Regions from separate parts of the Homo sapiens genome. Here region 2 is linked to region 1. A link is an interaction called in ENCODE POLR2A ChIA-PET data of the cell type or tissue named here. Cell type or tissue: IMR-90. All regions are shown on one strand. Each heading gives the region's core, and the rest is flanking DNA. Links, peaks and the distances in the headings are about the cores only.

Region 1 (6,873 bases), core at 1-2,500:
ACTTTACATATAGGGGGCAGTTTGGAAAACACATACCACAAGCATTTCTCAAGTCGAAAATATGTGAATTTGCTGCTGCTCCTTTGACGGTTCCTGAAAATTCAGAGTACAAGTCCTAAAATAAAAATTTTAAGCTACCAGCATTCTCTGATACTAGACAGAAAATCAGAGTAACGCTACAGCCCACAATTCTACAGGGTGTAAAAAGTACGCTCACTGCCTGGACATCTTTATTGATGGCCTGGAGTCCTCCCTTTTAGAAGACAAGTTTCTGGGATAACCACTTAGCTTCATTGGTTAGGGAAGAGAAGAATTCGACTCTCAGGTAAGTTGAGAAGAGACTCCTCTTAAAATGCCATTTCTCCACTAATTTATCAAAATAAAAACAAAACAAAAGGCTCTTGGCTACTTTGCCTAGTATTAGATAGGGTTTTGAAGAAACTAACATGAACACCCTTTCATCAGTAAAGACTAAAAACCACCTGGAAAATATATATATATATATATATATTATATTATATATATATATATATATATATATATATATATATATATATATATATATATATATATATATATATATCACTGCTGTTTTTTTGGTGTTGTTTTTTGTTTTTTTTTTTTTTTTATCTAAAAGTGCCCAGGTGGGCTTAAGGCTGCCAGACTGCACGCACATCTACAGCAACAAGGGCTTCTATTCCATCTACAACTTGGATCGGGGGAAAAGGGAGATGTAGGAGAGGAAGGAAAAAAGAGGGGAAAAATATACCACCAACCCTCCCCCACAAAAAAAGGGAAAAAAAAAATCCCACCACAGGGAGATCTATGTGCCAAGCATAATGGAAGAGTGTGCTCCCCAAACAGATGGTTTTGCACAGGCTAATGTTCTGCTGGTTTTCCTTAGAGACCTATTTTGAAAAAGTTTAAAAAGACAGGAGATTTCAAAATAATTCAATCCTGGCAGAAATTCAAACTCCAAAACTAGGAGCAAAATCATCCTTCACTGAATTAATTCCTTTTCTCTTTCTCTTTTCTTAAACATTTTATTCATTTTATAGAGAGATTTCTTTTTTGTTTGCTTTTGTTCCAATCATTAGGAGAGTGGTTGAGGAGTACTGAATCCATCACTACTTTGATGACACAGGTAATATTCCAGATTCACATTTCCAGGTACCAAGAGTTCCCTCTAAATGGCACAATCAAGTCAGCCTTCGTTTACATTTCCTTCTACTGAACACAGCAATGCCCATTGGTATCTCTGAAGCGTAATCGCATCTTAGGTCGGTATTTCTCCAAATAAAGCAGCTGTTTGGAATTGAACGCTCCCCTTCTTTTTCTGAAAATACAAGAATGGCAAACTTTATCATGTAAAAAAAGAGCTGTCTGATTCACTGAAATGCATTATTTACATCCTAAAGCCTTTCTAATTCCACACAGCTGAAAACCAGCATATTTCCCATACTACAACAATTCTTAAAGAGCTAAGTTGCAACATGAACTTTCTAAGCCCTCCTAGAAGGAATAGAAAAATTTTTCTTGCTGACTGTCATTATAGTCTATTAACCATTTAATAAAGATCAGAATAGTTTCTACTTTCGTTTTCTTTTTTTAAAGGAAGGGTTGAAAGGGAAAGGGCAAGACAAAAATTGTCAAAGAATTCTGGATAACAAAATAGCATGATTCGTTATTCCAGATCAATGTCAAGATCCTGTCTGTGCACTACCATCCTGATTTTGTCCCTGAATAGATCACTTAAGAGTCCCAGGTGAGGCCAGGCGTGGTGGCTCACGCCTGTAATCCCAGCACTTTGGGAGGCCGAGGTGGGCGGATCACGAGATCAGGAGATTGAGATCATCCTGGCCAACATGGTGAAACCCCGTCTACTAAAAATACAAAAATTAGCTGGGCGTGGTGGTGCGTGCCTGTAGTCCCAGCTACTTGAGAGGCTGAGGCAGTAGAATCGCTTGAACCCAGGAGGCAGAGGTTGCAGTGAGCCGAGATTGAGCCACTGCACTCCAGCTTGAGCAACAGAGCGAGACTCCATCTCAAAAAAAAAAAAAAGAGTCTCAGGTGATTAACTGCTCCTCTACACATTCTTCTTGCCTCCTCCTAACAGAGAATTATATTTGGAAGGTATTTGGAATCTATTAAAAGGGGCATTTTTGAGATTCCTAGATACTCAAAACAATATACTGGACACAGTCTATAATGTCCAAATTAGAAAACTTTTGAATCTGGAAACCAGCTGTACTGAGTCTCTATCACTTGCTCTAAATTTTTTACATCTTCAAATAATACTTCAAGCCAAAAAAAGCAAATTATCCCATACTATAAATGAATATCCCTTCCATAATTCCTTCCTCATGCATGATCTTGCTTTCTGTGTTTCTGAACACAAAAACTTCATACTCACTGTCTTATAAACTGAACTGCATCTTCGTACTTCATTCCACATTCAATCAAAGCAAGTGCAACCAGCACAGGTGCCCTGCAGAAAGAAACCTGTATGTAAGTATCCATAAGTCTTGGAGTGAAAGGATTTTTAAAAACCTGTAACTGCATATTACCAATGCAACGCATGAGCTTTCTTTTTCCTGTATACTAAAGTAGCTGGTATCTGCCTAATACAGTAAATATATCTCATCATCATTAATTCTATGATTTTTTTTTTTGGCGGGGCAGGGGACAGGGTCTCGCTCTATCACCCAGGCCAGAGTGCAGTGGCACAATCACGGCTCACCGCAGCCTCAACCTCCCAAAGCTCAGGTGATCCTCCTGCCTCAGTTCCTCAAATAGCTCGGACTATAGGTGCCCGCCACCATGCCCAGCTAATTTTTGATTTTTAATAGTTAGTAGAGACGGGGTTTCTCCGTGTTACCCAGTCTGCTCTTGAACTCCTAGGCTCAAGCAATCTGCCTGCCTCCGCCTCCCAAAGTGCTGGGATTACAGGCGTGAACCATAGCGCCCAGCCTGATTATCTACTTTTAGTAAAGCACTAAATTCTAAACCTTAAGAAATCTTTACTCTTTAAAACATCACATTATATATTAAATTCTCTCATCACTAGATATGATCAAAAATCCTTCATTGGCCTTTAGCCATTATCACAGTAAAATAAATGACCAAACATATTACTTATCTCCAATGTGTCAGAATTTTCATTACCAATTGATTTTAATATTTCCTTATCAAATGCTAAAAAGGTGCTAGACGTTTTCAAGAAAATCCTTTTGATGAGCTAGGAAAATGCCCAAGAATTGATGACTAGAAGAAGTTCTATCTTTTTAAAAAAATTTAACAAAGGAAATGATGTTTTTATAAAGCCCATTACAGGGCACCAATTTTGGGCTACCTAAAACTAGGATAGCTACTAGTTATAAAACTGCCAACTCACGTTACAACATTATCTTCAACCTTCAGGATAAGGACTAAAACTTCTAACCTTATGAACAAACAGTACCACACTACAAAAAAGGAAATAGCAAACAAAAGGGCAGAGCAGAACTAACAGCTTGAGTAATCACCACCTTGAGGCAATGGCAGCCTACACTAATGTTTTGAGTCAAAGTGTGCATCCTAAATTGGCATTTAATCTGCTGCTGATGACAGCGTTGCAACACCATTCTAAGCAATGCTCAGGGGAAAAGGTTTTAAGATCAAAGTCAATTCTTGTCCATACATCTTCTTTCAAGAGTTTAAAGTTCAGATATCTGCTATCTATTAACTTCCCATTCATCTCAGTCCAAAATTAACCATGTATAGATTCATCAAACTCTAAAATTATTTTAATTTTGTTGCCAATTTCAGTGACCTGAACTTTTGATTACTTGAAATAGGGAGAAAAATAAAACACCCACAATCCAGGCTGGCATCAGAATCAGACAACCAGATGAAATGAACAGGCTCTTTTGAGAAATCATTACACTAGTTTTTCCTCTCATTTCCTTTCCTTTCAGGTAATTTAATGTTATTTAGTATAATATATGCAAATGTCTACCAAAGTGAAACTTTCAACTAACTTAGGCATGGTAATGAATTCAGACAAAAAGGGTAATAAAGGTAAGAGTTTACCTTCCCAATCCTGCAACACAATGCACTGCAACACAGCAACCTGGCTCTTCACGAAATTTGGTTTTTAACAGGTTTAACCAATCATCTACTATCTGATTAGGGGGTGGAGCTCCATCATCAAATGGCCAATCCTGAAAAGAAATGACCTTTTACATTAAATTGATATTTTCTCCATGATTAACATCCTAATACAGAATACCTGCACACAGTACACACGGCAGGCCTAACTGAACTAACTGCACTATATATACCTATTGTTAACACAATTCTGATCATTGCTGTAAAATGATCCAGGATTGAAATTAAAGTTTGCCAAATAAATTACCCTTCTCAATGCAGTGTCGCACACATCTGAATTTACAAAAACTTACAGAAATCTCTATCAGAGTCATAAGAGCTAGTGTTCTCCCAAAAATGATATCTGAATAGAGTAGTAATTAGACATAATAGACAAAACTGTAATTAAAGCCAAGACAAAGTAACAGAGGACACAGCACATGTCAACATGATTTAAAAGTCCACTCTGGCAAAGCATACCAACTGGTGTCTCATTGGTCTCTACAGATAATTGAAGATTATAATTCAAGATAACTAAGTTATGACATCTTTAGAGAAAGGTTATCTGATAAGAAATCTCCAATAGTTAGTAAATCATAACAGAAACAAACTACCATCTTTGTGCTTATTAAAAGGCAAGCAGTGAGTATTTTTAAAGTGCTTACTAAATTATATATGTCCCCATTTAACAAGGACAGGGCTGCATGACAGGGTCCTGGGCAAATGGAGACCATTTTGTCAAGTATCCCTTTCTCTTTCTGTATTCACCTATTTGGGCTATCTTTCAATTAAGACTAATCCCACGAGCATTCACAGTATAGGCAGGGGTTTATCTTCCTCACTACTTAGCAAGAGGTCCTAAGAAACCAACACAAATGGGGAGTGGAGGAGGGGGACTGGGGGCTGACATTTTACAAGCCTTCCCTCCTGCCATCTAAGCTTCAAAGATAGAAATGCAAAAACACTGTTAGGAATTTTTTTAAAAACATAAGGCTATTCTAATGAGATTGGATAAGGACACTTTAAGATATTAGGGGAGGAAAAAGAGAAAAGTGACAGAGCATTAAATTGATTCTGCATTCATTATTGGCACCACTAGAACACTTCATGTAGCCCATTAGCCAAAACAGTACATGATTGAGTTGACAACTACGCCCCATAATTAAAGGACTGTGTTATTATAAATGTCACTAGAGAGTTTAACTGTAAATAGCAATAAAACCAGTACCTTAGTCAAGAGCTTACTTCCTCTAATACTCCCTAAAATGCACCTAGTTAAGAAACAATATAAAACATGCTTCACTTACTCATATAAGTAGTGTCTATTTTTAAAAAAATCATTAATCATTTAGAAACATCTGAACCTCAAATTGATACAGCTAAAACCACCATTAGTCTATTCCAATGTGTGTCTGGTTTGCAAGAGCATTCAGAGGACTGACAGGCCTTATTTGGGGATATCCTCTTACCATGAAATGTTCCAAAACCCTCCTCACCTAGCAAAATTAGATTAACTCTTAAAATCTCTGTCTGGGAAAAGGAAATTCCAAGCTTAAGGCTAAATGCCCTTGTTTTTTCAAGTGTAAGTTAAACCTTTCATTTTATCTGATCATAGCTATTTATTTATTTGTTTGTTTGTTTGTTTTTAATGACTTATTTTCCTCTGGGTAGATACCCAGTAATGGGATTGCTGGATCAAATGATAGTTCTACTTTTAGTTCTTTAAGGAATCTCCACGCTGTTTTCTATAGTGGTTGTACTAGTTTACATTCCCACCAGCAGTGTACAAGTGTTCCCTTTTCACCACATCCCTGACAACATCTATTTTTTTTTTTAATTTTTTGATTACGGCCATTCTTACAGGAGTAAGGTGGTATCATATTGTGCTTTTGATTTGCATTTCCCAGATCACAGCTATTTAAAACAAAACAAAAACCTAAATTTAAAGGCCTGGAATAAATCTTAGGCCTACCATTATCTTCCTCAAACTAGTTCAAGTTCTTTAGTTCATTTCTATTTCACAAAGATGTTTACCAACATTACTGACTCAAACAGACTATGGTCAATCCAGTCATTTTCTCACTCTGCCATCTGTCAAAACAAGTTGATTTTTGCTCACTAGAGAACATATTCATAATGCAGCAAAATAAACTTGTATGCAGCTTATTTTCGGAAGTTTAAATTTTATTACTACTTTTTAAACACAGGGCTGCATTTGACATGTTTACACTCATTCCCAGTGATTTCCAGCAGTGGACAGTAAAGTCATTTAGAAATTTGACTGCAAGCAAATTATTACCATGCCAAACTATTAAAACACATTATTGACTGATTGACTGACAAGGTCTCTGTCACCCAAGCTGGAGCACAGCAGCACAATCATGGCTCACTGCAGCCTTGACCTCTCGGGTTCAGGTGATCCTCCCACCTCAACCTCCCAAGTAGCTAGGACTATAGGTGCATGCCATCACGTCCAGCTAATTTTTGTATTTTTCGGAGAGACAGGGTTTCACCATGTTGCCCCACTAGTCTTGGAACTCCTGGACTCAAGTGATCCACCTACCTTGGCCTCCCAGAGTGGTGGGAACAGGCATGAGCCACCACACAGGGCCCTAAAACACATTTTTTTAAAACACATTTGGCTATTTAGTTTTTATTTTCACCAAAATGGACATGAGGAAACTATGGATCAGATATAAGAGGACTGCCTTACCAATAGGTCATTATTCTTTTTGCATCAACTGC
Region 2 (7,254 bases), core at 2,284-4,783, 110 kb before region 1:
CTAAATAGCACTGAGGACATTTTTTGTGCAGAAAGTAGTTTCCTAAACTTTAAATTATGTCCTTAGGACAAGATTTCAGAAGCAGATGACAGAATCAGGGAGAAGGAACATTTTAAAGACTCTTGACGTCTATTGCCAAATCACTTTTTTTCCTCATACTAGAAATAGCTTTAAACATAAAACAATCATTGCTTTAGGAAGGTTTAAAGAGATTTTGAAACTCTACTCTTATCAGCCACCTCCAGAACAGTCTCAAAGCACAGGCTTTGGAGTCAGCCAGCCTGGGTTCAAATCTCAGCTTCCCCACTGCACATATGTGACCTTGGTGCCAGGTTCCTCATCCCAGAAATGGGCAGGGAATAGCACCAACCTCCTAGGCCATTGTGAGATGTGAATGAGACACTGCTTGTAAAAGGTGCACACAGTAGGTGTTCAATAAACAGTAAAGATAGCTATCATGTGTTATTTTCCCCTCCCCTCCCCTCCCCTCCCACCTCCTCTCTCTCTTCCTCTCTGGGGCTATCTAGGTCTTTCTCCTACATTGCCATTCAGTTTGTTCAGGGAATACAAACTGATTTAGACTGAGGAGCAGCCACACCCCTTAGGGATCCTCTTGGCACAGGTAGAGGTTCTCCCAGTCGTTGGCCTGAATATTAGTGGTAGGAGTGGGGAGCAGGGATTTCTGTCGTTCACTGTCACTTCCCCAGTGCCTAGAACCGTGCCTGGCACCTGGTAGGTGCCCCATAAATATACTGACTGACTGAATATAGTTAAAGGGACCTGCCCTGCACCCCTCTCCTGAACAGGCAGCTGATGAGACCCAGGTGAACATCTGACCCACAGAACATTCAACTACAGCCAGAGTGGCCTTCTGAGAGTGACCGAAGGAAGCCAAGGGAAAGTTCTAATCAACTGCAGGAGTCTGAGATGATGGCTTCATGGATTCTGGGGCTGCTGAGCCACCATGTCAGGCTATGTGCAAGCCAGGGCCAAGGGAGAGGAAGGAGCAGGATGGACATGAGGATGGAGCAGATCCTCAGCGCCAAGAGCCCTAGACTATTGTCACTCCCGTTGGCTTCCCAGGTCTGAGGACAAGTTCCAGGAGGCCCTCTGGATGGACTGCCAGGGTGCCGGGTGGTTCCCTGCCTGGAGCATCCCTAAACCAATCCACTGAATACAGTGGGTCTTCGTTCCTTCCATCTGAAAAAGTCACTGCCTGGAACAGCGCAGCCTGCTGCTTCCCAGCAGAGATCTGGGCAGAATGCCAGGTTGGGGATGACTATGATGATGGGACTTAATACCACTCATGTGGGGGCCTTGGGGTGAGGCCAAAAGGAGGAGGACCGACAGTGACAAGGCGCTGGCAGGCCTGTGCCAGCAGCACTGTCCCACCCCATGTTCCCCTATGCGTTAAGGATCGCTGTCCCCGTTTTATCACAAACAAGGTGGGCCTCAGAGCAGTCAGGTGACATGCCCAAGACCACACTGCTGGTGAGGCGAGGCGTGGGACCCCCAGGCATGGGCTCTGCCCAGCACCAGGTCAGGCTCCAACTTAACCACCAGATCCTCCAGGGTCAGTGTCTGGTCCATGTCCCGCTGAATCTCCACTTCGCCCTTGTGGGTCATTTTGGAGGCTGGAAGTCTGCACGGCTCCTTCTGTTGCTGCTCAATGATATTCAGGCCCTGAAGAGGTGGAGCAGGCCAAGCTGAGCCCAGTTAGGGGGCCTCTGGCCATCAAAAGCCCAAGTGCTCACTTTCCTCCCTTGAGGCCCCTCTCTTGTGGTTCCCCTCTCCTCAAAACTTTTACTTCCGCCATACCCCTCCTCTGGGAAGCCCTCCACCCTTAGCGCTACCTCTCCGTATTCCACTGATTCACCCTTCAAGTCCTGCCTCCTCCGGGAAGCCTTCCCGGATTTCGCTTTCACTCACAGGTCAATTCAACCTCTGACGGTACCTCATCCTTTTCTGGGAAGGGTGTGGTGTTGCTGAAAGAGTGCAGGCTCTGGAGTTCCCACTGGGCCATTAATAAAGATTCATAAGATGGTATGGCCTGGGGCAAGCACTTAGCTGCTCTAAGCCTCAGTTTATCTGTTCTGTAGGAATTTAATTTAAAGCACTATATTAAACAACATATATAGAGTGCTTAGCCTGGAACATGGCTCATAGTAAATGCTAGTTGTGAGTCTTACTGTCGATCAATGTCACTCTATCTGCAATACTTCCTGAAAACCTGTCTCTCCTTTTCTAACAACCCCTGGAGAACAGGAGGTCTGCTCCTCTCTGGTGGGATCAGCCTCGTGGGCATGAGATCTGTGCAATCGCACAGGGCCCTGCACTTAGGAGGCCCACGCTTGGTTTAGCGCTCTGTTGTTGTCACCTTGAAATTCTTAGCAGTTGTTGAACAAAGGGCCCCACATTTTCATTCTGCACTGGCTCCCACAAATTACAAAGCCAGTCCTGATCCCTGGCCCCCACAGAGCCTGGACAGAAGCTCAGCCTATAGTGGACAGATTCACCTGATGGACTCTTGGTTATTCATTCTAATCAGTTCAGTGTCTTCCAGAGCAGGGGCTGGAGTGCCTCGCCCCATCCCAGTGGCCTCAGCCCCTAAATCAGTCCCTTCTTCTCTCACTGGGCCACCAACAAACATGAGGTGAGCATTCTCCAAAGCCTGCTCAGTGCCACAGCTTCCCTGTCCCAGAGCAGTTCCCAGGCAGGGAGAGACCCATGGATACAGGGTATATGGGGACACAGCTGTGAACCCAGGGGCTATGGGGCCCCTCCCCCAACCTGGGGTACCAGGAAGACCTCCAGGCTTTTCCAGGGCATCTGAAGCTGGGATCGGAAAAGAGGTACCTCAGGACTCCGGACTCTAGGTCTCACCACAGTCCTCTCCCAAGCCCCCCACCCCACAGTCCAGCTCAACTGAAAACCAAGTGTGTCACATCTCTACCAAGCTCTCCATTCCCAGTCCCTTTCATTTCCACCCCTTCTCCTGTTTCTCTTGTGGGGAGGGTCTCTCTGACTCCCTATCTGCCTTCTCTGTTTCCTTGTTTCTGTCTTTCTGAATTCCTCCTCCCTCCCTCCCTGTCTCTGTCTCTCCCTCTTCCACTCTCAGGCCACCCACTCTGCCCCTACATCCCCTCACCCATCCCGACTGGGCTCAGCACTCACCCTTTTCTCCTCCTGGTCCCGCCAGCGGGCCAGCTCCTGGGGGGCCAGCTGCATCGAGCTCATCCGCACCAGGTCGTAGGGGGTGACATCTCCATGAACCACTTTGAGAAACAAGTCCTGGTGGGGGCAGGGGGCAGGGCTGCACCACACGCTGAAAGAGCTCCCCCACCCTAGCATCCTGCAGGGGCTCTGAGATTCAGAGAGGGGACGCAGCCCAGCCCAAAGCCCTGCTCACCAGGTTCCTGGGGTCCCGCAGGTTGAACAGCAGGCTGCGATACTTGGTCTTGTACCGGCCATTGGTGCCTTGTGTCAGGTCCCAGAGGGCTGCCTCAATGCCAGCAGCAATGCCCTCCACCACCTCCTCACTCAGCACTGGGTCTGGGAGCTCCCGAAGGCTGTGGAGGCCAGGGCAGGGCGGGGGCACTGAGCCCAGGAGGCTCTCCAGGCACTTAGTCCCAGAGGGAGGCAGCTGGGTGGGCGGCAGGGTCTGGGCCAACTTGTTCCTGTCGTGGGTGTTTCCCTGCAGGAACCTACTTATTCTCACCCCAACTCCGTGAGGAGGAAATAGGATCATTCTCCTTTTATGGATGGGGTTACTGGGGCTCAGGGAAAATAAGAGGCTTACTCACAACTGTGTAATTAGTGGCAAAAGCAAGATTTGAAACTCGACTGTCTGACTCACCAGCCTGTGCCCCGTCTCTGGCTCACGGGATGTGTGGAGGGGAGGAAGCCGGGGTCAGGTCAGAGTAAGGCAGGAGTCAGGGGGAGAGAATGGAGCCCTGGCCCTCGGTGTCATCTGTCATTGACTTGCTGTGTGGCCTTTGCAAAGTCCAACCCTCTCTGAGCCTTGGTCTCCCCATCAGCAAATGACAGCTCTGGGCTCAGATCTCTGAGCCGCTCCCAGCACACACTCTACGTGAAAGCATTTGCTGCGGGTGACATTGATGTGGATGGACCTGAGCCGAGGCTGAGAGCTGCAGCAGCTAAGTGGGGAAGCACAGCCTTAAAGCCAGAGAGACCCAGCTTCAAATTTCAGCTCTCCACTGGCTCTTGGTATGGGCAAGGGACCTGGCACAGCTACCAAATGGGGTTAGCCAGACACCCAGAAGCCCTTAGAACATGGCAGGGCCCCGGAGGCGGGGGCATGTGAGGGCGGCCCTTGGGATGTCAGGGGAGTGGGGAGCAAGGCCTCACCGAGTCCATAGTACCTCCTGCATGGAACGGACAACAGTGCCCCGCACCCCAATATACAGGGATGGCTTCTCCTGTTGGAGCTGAGCTGTAGGGAGAGAGCGTCACAGGCTCCCAGGGGTGCCCAGGGGAAAGGGGAGGGGGCTGACTCAAGGCTGATGGGTTTAGGCAGACAGGAGAGGGGTCCCACCCTCAAAGACCTAGACCCCTCCCTCTATCCATCTGGGAGCCAAGCCCAGGCAGCCAGTGGCCCCCACCCCTTCCCCCACCCCTTTGGGGAGGAGCTATAGGCTGATGGGATGTGGGGAGAGAAGAATCATAGCAGGGGCTGGGCCCAGGAGCTGGGCCTGAGTCCTCCCCAGACCCCAGCAGTCTCTGGAAGCAGAAGAGGCTCCCTCCAGGGCCCTTCACCTGAGTCCTCTGGCTGCTCCGGAAGAGAATCCTCTTCAGCCTCCATTGGGCCACTCTGTAGGGGAGGCGTGAGGAATTGAGGCTGTGCTGGTGGGCCTGGCTTCCAGCCCAGGGGACACTGCTTCCTCTAGTCACCTCCCCACTCCCACGTCCTCCCTGACCCATGCTCCAGTGAAGGAGGCACATGGCCGGGGCAGAACAACTTGCCTGGGAACATGCAGGGTCCGAGCTGGGGTCGCCAAGGGCCAGGGAACCGCTTCTTGGAGGGTAGAAGGGGTCAGAGAGGCCACCAGGGTCCCCTGCTGTGCCTCCTGAAGGAGAAGGCTGGAAAACCTTGGGGCAGGGAGCAGACAAGCTATTGGCCGGAAATGGAGGCCAGGGACTGTTCCCTCCCCAGATGTACTGGAGGCCCAGCCCCTCCCTCCTCCAGTCCACCCTGAATTCAGAGCTGCAGAAAGTAGTACACATGGAGCCCAGGCCAGCCATGCAGGCTGGGGCCGAACCCTGCCTCTGGCTATTCTGAATGACCGCGAGCAAGTGGCACCCTCTCTCTGAGCCTCAGTGACATCTCTGTGAATCAGGTGTGAAGGTGCCTCTCTCAGCAGGATTAAATGACATCACTTGTTCTGTACCTGGCACCCAGCAGGGCCCTGCACCATGGGCCTTTTCTTCCTTCTGAGCCTCTGGGCAGGTGAGGGTGAGCTGACCTCCATCAAGTCCTCTAGAACCTCCAGCTTTGGTGGCAGCTGCCCCCCTGCCTGGCCGTGGCTGATGGCCCCCAGGAGCTGGATCACTGGCCCGGAACCCAGCTGCGGGGGAGATCGCACTTCAGAAGCAAGCGGGGCCAGCCGCTGTCCCCGCCTTCAGAGTGCTCGCCTCATCTGTAATTGTTGAACATCTCTCTCCCACTGGAGTGTAAGCTCCGTGAGGATAGAGAACATGCCTGTCCTGGTCCCCGCTGTATTTGCAATGCTTGGAAAAGGCCTGGCACATAGTGTTCAGTGAAAGTTTGCTACCTGGCTAGCCTCTGTCCCAGGAGAGGGGCCTGTCTCCATCCGCATCCTTTCTCAACTTCCCCCTTAACCCCCAGTCACATTCATAGTTAACTGAACTCTGTGCCAGGACCCTCTCACTCTTCTTCTGACCACAGATGCATCTCATCAGGAGGGACATACCTTGTTCTGACTCCCCCTCCTCCTGCTCAAAGCTCTGTCATGCCCCTTTCAGGGGTCACTGACTTGTTGTCTGCCTCTCCCTTGAAGCAGCCAAATGCAGGCATCTGTAAGGCTTACACTCTGTAAGGCTGCTGATCACTCCCCTATTGCCCATAAAAGAAATCCCTTCATGACCATTTCAAGGTGCAAAGTAGATTTTGTTCTTCTAATGAACTACGGAATCTGTCCCGCTCGGCTTTTTGCTATGGCTGCCAGGAAGCTCAGTGTTAACTTTGAGCCTGGCAGGTGTACCTTTCCAGGATTGGTAGAGAGCAAGGTGTTGTTGTAACAAGATCCCCCACCTCCTTCCTCTTTTCTTGCTTTCTTTAGGCTTTTAGCCCATTTTAAGTGTGTTTCAATTCTTTTCATTTATTGCAAACCACAGGGAATTGTTTTAAAAGTAGGTGAGTCTGAAAACTAATCCTTGAATGAATGATCATGAAATGGTCAGGTTCCAAGGTCTGCAGGAAACTAAAAGTCTAAGATCCAACATTATAGAGGGAGGGGAGCACTAGGATCCACTGGGGGAGGGCAGGCTGGGTGGGGGTAGGATCTCCACATCTACTGTGGAGGAGCCCTCCCACTCCACCCCACCTGAGGCAAGGGAGAAAGAAAAGCAATAATAAAATGTAAAAACCTACGTAGCACACAAGCTTCACTCCATGGGGTATTTTCACTTCCTCCTTGGAGAGAAAGAGGATGCAGAGATTAGAATCCAGAGGACCCAGCCACCCCATGGCAGGGAATTCACAAAAAGAAGACAATCTTGTTGAAAGGGTGTGTGTTCAGTGTTCACTGAGTTGTACTTACAGCAAAAAGTTGTCCATCAAAGGGGAAATGGTTAATAAAAAATATGTCCATCAGGCCAGGTGCAGTGGCTCACGCATGTAATCCCAGCACTTTGGGAGGCTGAGGCGGGTGGATCACCTGAGATCAGGAGTTCGAGACCAGCCTGGCCAACCTGGTGAAACCCCGTCTCTACTAAAAATACAAAAATTAGCTGAGCATGGTGGCGGGTGCCTGTAATCCCAGCTACTCGGGAGGCTGAGGCAGGAGAATAACTTGAACCCAGGAGGCGGAGGTTGCAGTGAGCCAGGATCGTGCCACTGCACTCCAACCTGGGTGACAGAGTGAGACTCCATCTCAAAAAAAAGGCCCATCAAAGGGAAATGGTTAATAAATGGTGACACTTCATACTACGAATTCTATGTGGCTTATAAAGGGTAAGGAAGTCATCATAAAAATTACCACTTGTTGAGGGTTT

What was found. ChIA-PET counts read pairs that join two places held together with the same protein. Peaks named below come from ENCODE experiments on the same cell type or tissue, not always from the same donor. Only the 100,000 strongest peaks of a DNase experiment are listed, where the experiment ranks them.
Region 2: POLR2A ChIA-PET joins it to region 1 with 7 read pairs; 8 of 35 experiments call an interaction of 5 or more read pairs at or near these places.

Annotation. Positions count from the first base shown.
Region 1 is chr1:31,907,625-31,914,497 of GRCh38, forward strand. PTP4A2 (protein tyrosine phosphatase 4A2) reads right to left here. Exons shown (of 6, transcript NM_080391.4): 4 at 4,072-4,202; 5 at 2,414-2,488; 6 at 1-1,336. The coding sequence ends at 1,228. Among named protein-coding and RNA genes, the nearest start is that of PTP4A2, 27 kb to the right of the region's middle. In IMR-90, for the core only: no CTCF peak of the experiment used is centred there; no DNase peak of the experiment used is centred there; H3K27ac peaks cover 160 bases.
Region 2 is chr1:31,795,033-31,802,286 of GRCh38, forward strand. It overlaps SPOCD1 (SPOC domain containing 1), which reads right to left. Exons shown (of 16, transcript NM_144569.7): 3 at 6,632-6,673; 4 at 5,409-5,585; 5 at 4,984-5,109; 6 at 4,777-4,831; 7 at 4,369-4,453; 8 at 3,410-3,569; 9 at 3,175-3,291; 10 at 1,558-1,683. Among named protein-coding and RNA genes, the nearest start is that of SPOCD1, 17 kb to the right of the region's middle. In IMR-90, for the core only: no CTCF peak of the experiment used is centred there; a DNase peak (open chromatin) is centred at 3,799; H3K4me3 peaks cover 1,836 bases; H3K27ac peaks cover 2,500 bases.